2 separate regions of the Homo sapiens genome follow, and region 1 is linked to region 2. Evidence: chromatin contacts called from ENCODE Hi-C or POLR2A ChIA-PET data. All regions are on one chromosome and are shown on one strand. Each heading gives the region's core, a stretch centred on a gene start or an enhancer-like site at or near the end of the contact. The rest is flanking DNA. Distances are from core to core; before and after follow the strand shown. Region 1 holds the start of PRELID3A (PRELI domain containing 3A). Region 2 has its middle 82 kb from the start of LDLRAD4.

Evidence for each region. A loop is a pair of places that touch in the nucleus more often than their neighbours do. ChIA-PET counts read pairs that join two places held with the same protein, here RNA polymerase II (POLR2A). Pooled maps may share reads with other maps.
Region 1: a loop to region 2 is called in a pooled map, with 11 times the contacts of the local background. The contact joins the promoter of PRELID3A here to the enhancer-like site in region 2. A Hi-C loop is called at or near these places in 1 of 37 single-sample maps with no recorded cell type and 6 of 50 pooled maps. POLR2A ChIA-PET finds 5 or more read pairs at or near these places in 1 of 52 experiments (activated CD8-positive, alpha-beta memory T cell).

The regions. Positions count from the first base shown.
Region 1 is chr18:12,406,558-12,409,895 of GRCh38, forward strand. It overlaps PRELID3A (PRELI domain containing 3A), which reads left to right and starts at 1,372. Exons shown (of 7, transcript NM_001142405.2): 1 at 1,372-1,450. The coding sequence starts at 1,419. RefSeq lists enhancers at 771-1,432, 1,433-2,092, 1,950-2,199 and a silencer at 1,170-1,749.
Region 2 is chr18:13,135,360-13,138,505 of GRCh38, forward strand. No RefSeq gene overlaps it. Among named protein-coding and RNA genes, the nearest start is that of LDLRAD4, 82 kb to the right of the region's middle. RefSeq lists enhancers at 320-899, 900-1,478, 2,593-2,642, 2,651-2,945 and silencers at 1,323-1,372, 1,443-1,562. Within about 2 kb of position 1,857, at least 27 of the 41 ENCODE cell types and tissues checked have a DNase peak (open chromatin) inside an H3K27ac peak, as active enhancers do.

The sequences.
Region 1 (3,338 bases), core at 122-2,621, 730 kb before region 2:
GGCGCTGCTCTAGGCTGAGACTCAGCCGACTCAGACAAGGGCCCTGCCCTCTCGCCCTATCTCATCCTGGAGAAGAGTACCCTCTTCTTAGAACAAGCATCTCACTTCCGTGCACTTCAACTTCGTTTGTGGCAGTGCAGGGTACTTTGCAAAGCTAAAAAGTAGTTTATGCGAAAGGGAGACTCTTTTTCCTTAGAGGATTTGCCAAGTTGTAATCACAAATTCTTTTTGAGATACACGTACATTTTTTTAAAGCTAAATAAGATTTCCCCCCAGTTTTATAACTCAAGAATGTATTTTCTCAAGGACTTGGGAGTCATCTCTTTGAAATGTCATCCCCGTCTCCCAGTTTTGTGGGAGGGTAGGAGCCCAGCTACCAGAGAGCACCTGGCTTCAAATTGTAAACCTACCTCCTGTCATAAAGGTATGAAAATTCATTTTTCCTTTGGATAAAGGCAATTAGCAAACGCAAATGGCCACTGCATTTACCAATGGCCACTCCATCATCAGGCGAATTTAGGATGAACTCTGCGACAAATGGTGTAGTGGAGTCCCCTCCCCGGAGGGCTGTCTCGTTTACCTCGGGAGCATGCGTGGGGTAGGTTGCATCCTCCCGGCTGTTTGATACAGGCTGAGATTTCTGTCTTTGCAGCCTATTTGGCGGATTGCTTGTGATGCACATCACATGCTGGTTTTGTTTTGTTTTGTTTTGTTTTGTTTTGTTTTGTTTGAGACGGAGTCTCGCTCTGTTGCCCAGGCTGGAGTGCAGTGGCGGGATCTCGGCTCACTGCAAGCTCCGCCTCCCGGGTTCACGCCATTCTCCTGCCTCAGCCTCCCGAGCAGCTGGTACTACAGGCGCCCGCCACCACGCCCGGCTAATTTTTTGTATTTTTAGTAGAGACGGGGTTTCACCGTGTTAGCCAGGATGGTCTTGATCTCCTGACCTCGTGATCCGCCCGCCTCGGCCTCCCAAAGTGCTGGGATTACAGGCGTGAGCCACCGCGCCCGGCCTCACATGCTGGTTTAATGTTTGTTCAAGACCCAAACTGCAGTGGAGTTTTGAGGGTTGGCAGGTTTGTTTTTCATCACACGTCCCCGACAGTACAAACCGGCGTAGCTGGACAGGGCCTTGGGAGAATTTGGACAGTGGGAGTAAGGACGAGCGTCGCCTCCTACGCCCGCGGCATCTGCAGCAAGCGCGCATCGCGCACCCCAGGGTAGCAGCGCAGGTCTGGGGCTGCGCCACAGCCGCGCCCGCAGAGCTATTTTTAGCCGCTGCAGCCAGCCTAGCCACCAGACGGGGTGGGCGGCATCCAAGGGCGCCCCGCCCATCGAGGCCCCGCCCACGCCGCGCCCGGAGCCGCGCGGCCCGAAGCACCCGGCCCGGATCGCAGAGCCCGCGCCCTGCGCCGGCGGCAATGAAGATCTGGAGCTCGGAGCACGTGTTTGGGTGAGGCCGGGCTGAGGGCCGCGGTGGGGCCGTCCAGACGCCGGCTCCTGCTCCCGAGCCCGGCTGGAGCGGTCCAGGAAAGGCCGGACCTCACAGCGGGCCTCGCGGAGATCCCCGCCCCGCGCCGGCCGTTCCCAGACCGCAACTTCGGCGTCCCGGAGAGGGCACGCGCGCTTCCCCGGGACCGCGGTCTGGGCGAGGCTCTGCGCCGGGTACGGCCTCTCCCCCGGCGTGCGCAGGGGCCTGGCTGCAGGCACAGAGGCCCCGCTGGTGGTCGACAGCCAGGGCGGGGGCAGCCGGAGCGGGGGCGGCCGGGGCGGGGGCGGCCGGAGCCGGGGGGGCGGCCGGGGGCCTGGCGCTCGCTGCTCTCCTTGGGGTCGGGAGCAGGGCAGGGGAGAGGCCTGCAAGCTGGCGCCTTTGCTGAGATTGTCATAAACCTTCCGCGCGTTTCACGGAGGGCCCACGGCGGGCTGTGAGCTCTGGAGGAAGCTAAAGGGGCAGAAGGCATTTCGGGGGCCCTGGCTCTGAACTCACTTGTAGGCATGGAAGGCCTCCAAGCTAGCGTGGAAAACCTCGAACTGTTTAAAAATGCTCCCCCGGCACACGGATGGAAGTGGAGGTCATTATCTTAAGTGAAGCCAGGCCCAGAAAGACAAGTATCGCATGTTCCCACTCCTAAGTGGGTGCTTAAGAATGTGTTCACATGGATGTGGAGAGTGGAACGTCAGATGATGGAGACTCTGAAGGGTGAGGGGGTGGGTGCAGGGAGGATAATGAGAATTGCTTAATGGGTGCAAGACACCTTCCCGGGTAATGCATACCCTAGAAGTCCTGACTTGACCACTACGAAATTTATGCATGTAACGAAATTGCACATATACTCCATAGAATTGTGCAAATAAAAAGAAGAAAAAAGTGCCCTCCTAACCTAAGTGGTATCTTTTCCTTAAGTCAGTGATCTGTGACACACTGAAATTATTCTTTAATGTTTATTTACAGCAACAAAGATTTTTTAATTATCTGACCTCACTTAAGCATTAAATATTTTATTTTGGGGGGAAAAAAAGTACTGCGTGGAAGGAAATTGTCATCCTTTGACTCTTTTTATTTATTTTTTTCGAGACAGAGTCTCATTCTGTCACCCAGGCTGGGTTTTTTTTTTTTTTTTTTTTTTTTTGAGACATAGGCTCGCTGGGTCACCCAGGTTGGAGTGCAATGGCGCGATCTTGGCTCACTGTAACCTCCCCCTCCTGGGTTCAAGTGATTCTCGTGCCTCAGCCTCCTGAGTAGCTGGGACTACAGGTGTGGGCCATCACGCCCGGCTAATTTTTGTATTTTTAGTAGAAACAGGGTTTCGCCATGTTGGCCAGGCTGGTCTCGAGCTCCTGACCTCAGGTGATCCACCCGCCTCGGCCTCCCAAAGTGCTGGGATTATAGGTGTGAGCCACCGTGACTGGCCTGACTTTAAACATGTAAAATTATAATAAAAATATATCAAGTGGTTTCAAAACCTCTGAAATTATTTTTCATGAAGTCTTTAGACTTGATGGGATCTAATTTTTTGTATGGCTTGCAGTGTTTCTCAAGTGGGTTTCCATCAGCAACAAGGATGGGGGCATCACTGAGCCGTCTGGATGCTGTGGACAGTTAAGTCATTGCATACCAGGAGTGCCAGGTGGTTGGGGCTCAGTTTTCTCATGGAATGGCCGAGGTCTGCCCTAGAGGTTTGTGAAATGTCTGTGGACAAGCACAAATGAATAGCTAGCTGTGAAAAATCACAGTTGATGCTTTTGAAAATTGTTGCAGCTGCTAACTCCCATTTATTTTTTTTAAGCTTTACCGAAGGATACTTTACATACCATAAAATTATACACATTTTAAGTGTATA
Region 2 (3,146 bases), core at 607-3,106:
TTGGTTTTAAATGTTTCCAGTTATTTAGACCATGAAGAAGGCCATTGTTTTCTTGGGTGCTAAGGAGGGTGATGTGCCAGTTCCCTTCCAGAGCCTAAGCCTGAGGCTACCCCTAAAACTGATTAAAGATCAGTTACTAAAATATGTTAATCATGCAAAGATGACCAAGAGAATAAAATTAAAAAGGTGTAAACAGTATGTATAGTGTGATCCTTTTCTGTAAGGAAAATTACTCATGTTGGATGCAGGTGCACCAAGAACACTTCAGGGAACATCTGCAGGCAGAGAAAGCAGGGTGCCTTTGGGAAGGCGGATGGCAGGATGTTTATTGTTCACGTTATGTCTATCACGTTTGATTTTTGAATAATATGTATTATTTCTGTGGTCTGAAAAGAGAAGGTGGAGGAGAGAACGAAAGTCAGAGAATATAACCAACCCAACACACCAGAAGCTAGTGAAGCCCTGTGAATGGCTGATCCCAGGTAAGTTCCCATGTGCTAAGCTGGAATCAAAAGTGTGGGGTCTTCATGGGGCCGGGTGCATGCACAATTGAGTGGATCTGCTGCCAGCACGTGTTGTGTTGTGCCTGCACTTGGCGTGGCTGCACAGGGCTTGCATTGGTACCGGGCTAGGGCGGTCGTGGGGAGGGCCTGGGGAAGGCTGACTAGGGCCTCCACCGTGGGACCCAAGTCCCCAGACCTGGTTGCTTTACTGTATAGTCACAAACCAAATGGGGGTGCAGACGTTTTATGTTGGGCAACAATGGGGGAATCAGGTGGGTGTGCCCCGGCATCCTTGCTCCTCAGTGCGCAGGGCCCTCGAGTTAAAAGCAAGCGTCCCCGCGGGTGGGGATGGTCCCCTGGCGGCTCTCGGCTACACCTTCCTGCCCGGCTTCCCTGCGAGGCGGGCGGCAGTGGAACTCATTCCACAAAGGCTGCCTCTCACTGTGGCCGCCGTGTCACCAGCCAGAGCTGTCAGGTACGTCAGTCATGCTGCTTTGTGGTCATGTCACTGGCATAATCCCAAGATTAGGTGGCCACAAAGAGCCATGAATGAGGTGGTAATTGCGTTCAAGGGAAAAAGAATTTAAGAAAAAAAGACTTTACTTTCTCACAAGATTCGTGAAAGAAGTGACAGCTAATATTTTAAAGCTGGAGCAAGATAATTGTGGTGAGAGATCTTTGTGTGTTCTCTGGAAAATGCTGCATGCGCACAATGAATATTCAAATGCCATTTTGCGCTGTGAATACCAGATCGCCGGGCCTGAGGCCGTCTGCATGGGCCGTCGGCGGAGTCGGCCCGGCGGGCCGCGGGAATGAGCGGGCCACACGGAGGGCCTGGGCGCGCTGCTGGGGACGCCGGCTCCGAGCAAGAGGACAGCCGCCCCTCGGGAGTCGCTGGGAAAGGAGTCAGCGCCGGGCAAGCAGCCTGCAGCCTGTGCCAGGGAAACCTAGTCAGCCGTGCTCGGCTGGGGGGCTCGCTCCGCACTTTCGGTGCCAGAAAATGCCCAGAGGAGCGGGGCGGCCCCAGAGCCTCCTTTCGGGGCGCGAGGCCCGGCGCGTGTGTACGGAGTCCAGTCCCCCCAGGGAGTGGGGTGCCCGCACCTTCCCCTCCGCGCTCGGAGCCACAGGGGAGGCCCGGGCAGAAGCGAACCGTCGCCACCCTGGCGGGGCCTCGTGACTGCGGGTGCAGAACTGGGGGTCCCCGCCGGCGCGTGTTTCAGGGGTCCTGAGGCGCGCGTCTGCGGGGTTCCCAGGCAGCACCAAGAGGCGCCGGCCTAGGAGAAATCCGGATCGAGACAACTGCTGTGGCGGCTGGGCCGAGGCTGCGGTCGCGGTGGGAGGCGGCGCTGCTGGCGAGTCCACGCGGGGCGGACGGAGGCGAAAACAGCCCGCTTTCGCGGCGCAGGCAAAAGCAGGAATGGCGACCCCTCTGCGGGGGGACCTCAGGAGGAAACGTCTGGCTTGGGGAGTCCGCGCTCGGCGCGAGCTGTGGGGGCGGCCGGGCGCTCTGGGGGCAGTTCGGTGCTCCGAGCTCAGCCTCGTCTTGCTTTTCAGGGGTTGGAGGCGGAAGGGGGCAACGGAGCGAGCCCACTTCCGATGCACAGAAGCGCAGGTGGGGAGGAGGCCCGGCTGGGGAGGCTGGTCCCCGCCGCAGCCCCGCTGCCCCTATACCTTGGCTCCAGCGCCAGAGCTCCGCCGCTGCGCCCCTGGCTTTTTGCCTCTACCCCCTACCCTCTGCCGTCCCTCTCCTCCTAAAGCCAGTCCTTCCTGTTTCTCCTGGGGGCTTCCCCAGGGTGCTCATATATGTCCCGGCACCCCCGCTCTGGCGTAAAGAAAGGGCACCGCCGCAGGGCGGCCTGAGTTTAAGGGTCTGTCCACCAGACTCATGGTACTTTACCGCTCTGTGCCTCAGTTTCCTCATCTGAAAAGTAGAGCTCATATTAGCCCTGGGGCCTTGTAGGTGGTGAACATCAAATGAACTCATACAAGGGAAGGGGTCGTGTTACCGGTAGAGGGTCCTAACTGCAAGTTGTCCAGGTTGGCGTTTTGAACAAAGAATTGGACAAAACGTGCTGCAAAGCAAGGAAAAAAGGAAGCAACTAAAGCAGGGATTTATTGAAAACGAAAGTAGTCTCCACAGTGTGGGAGCGGCCTGAGCAGGCTCAAGGGCTGCGTTATACAATCTTCTCGGTCCAAATACCCGCTAGAGGTTTCCCATTGGCCACTCATGTGCTCCCTTCATGTAAATAAAGTGGTGGCCCATAATCGGTCTGATTGGTTGCGGAAAGCAGCCAACCAGAGGCTGAAGTGAAGTTACAAAGGTCACACTCCTGCGCAAACATCTGATTGGTTGCAAAAAGCTAACGTTAAGAGGCTAAAGTGAAAGTTACAAAGTTGGACTTCTATGCAAAGGAAGACTGGTGGCAATCAGTCTGATTGGTTGTGGACAGCCAGTTTCCCTTCGGCCCCACAGAAAAGGTGGGGGGTTTGCAAAGAGTAACCTCTGGTCCTTTTGTTACTTAGGCGTGGAAAGTTAAGAGTTTTCCTTTCAATATAGTTCTAGGAAGTCCGCGTGAAACGGCCTTAGGTGATCTGCCTCCATACCCTATTCTCCTGCCTCAGACCCGTGAGTCCTAGAAAGGA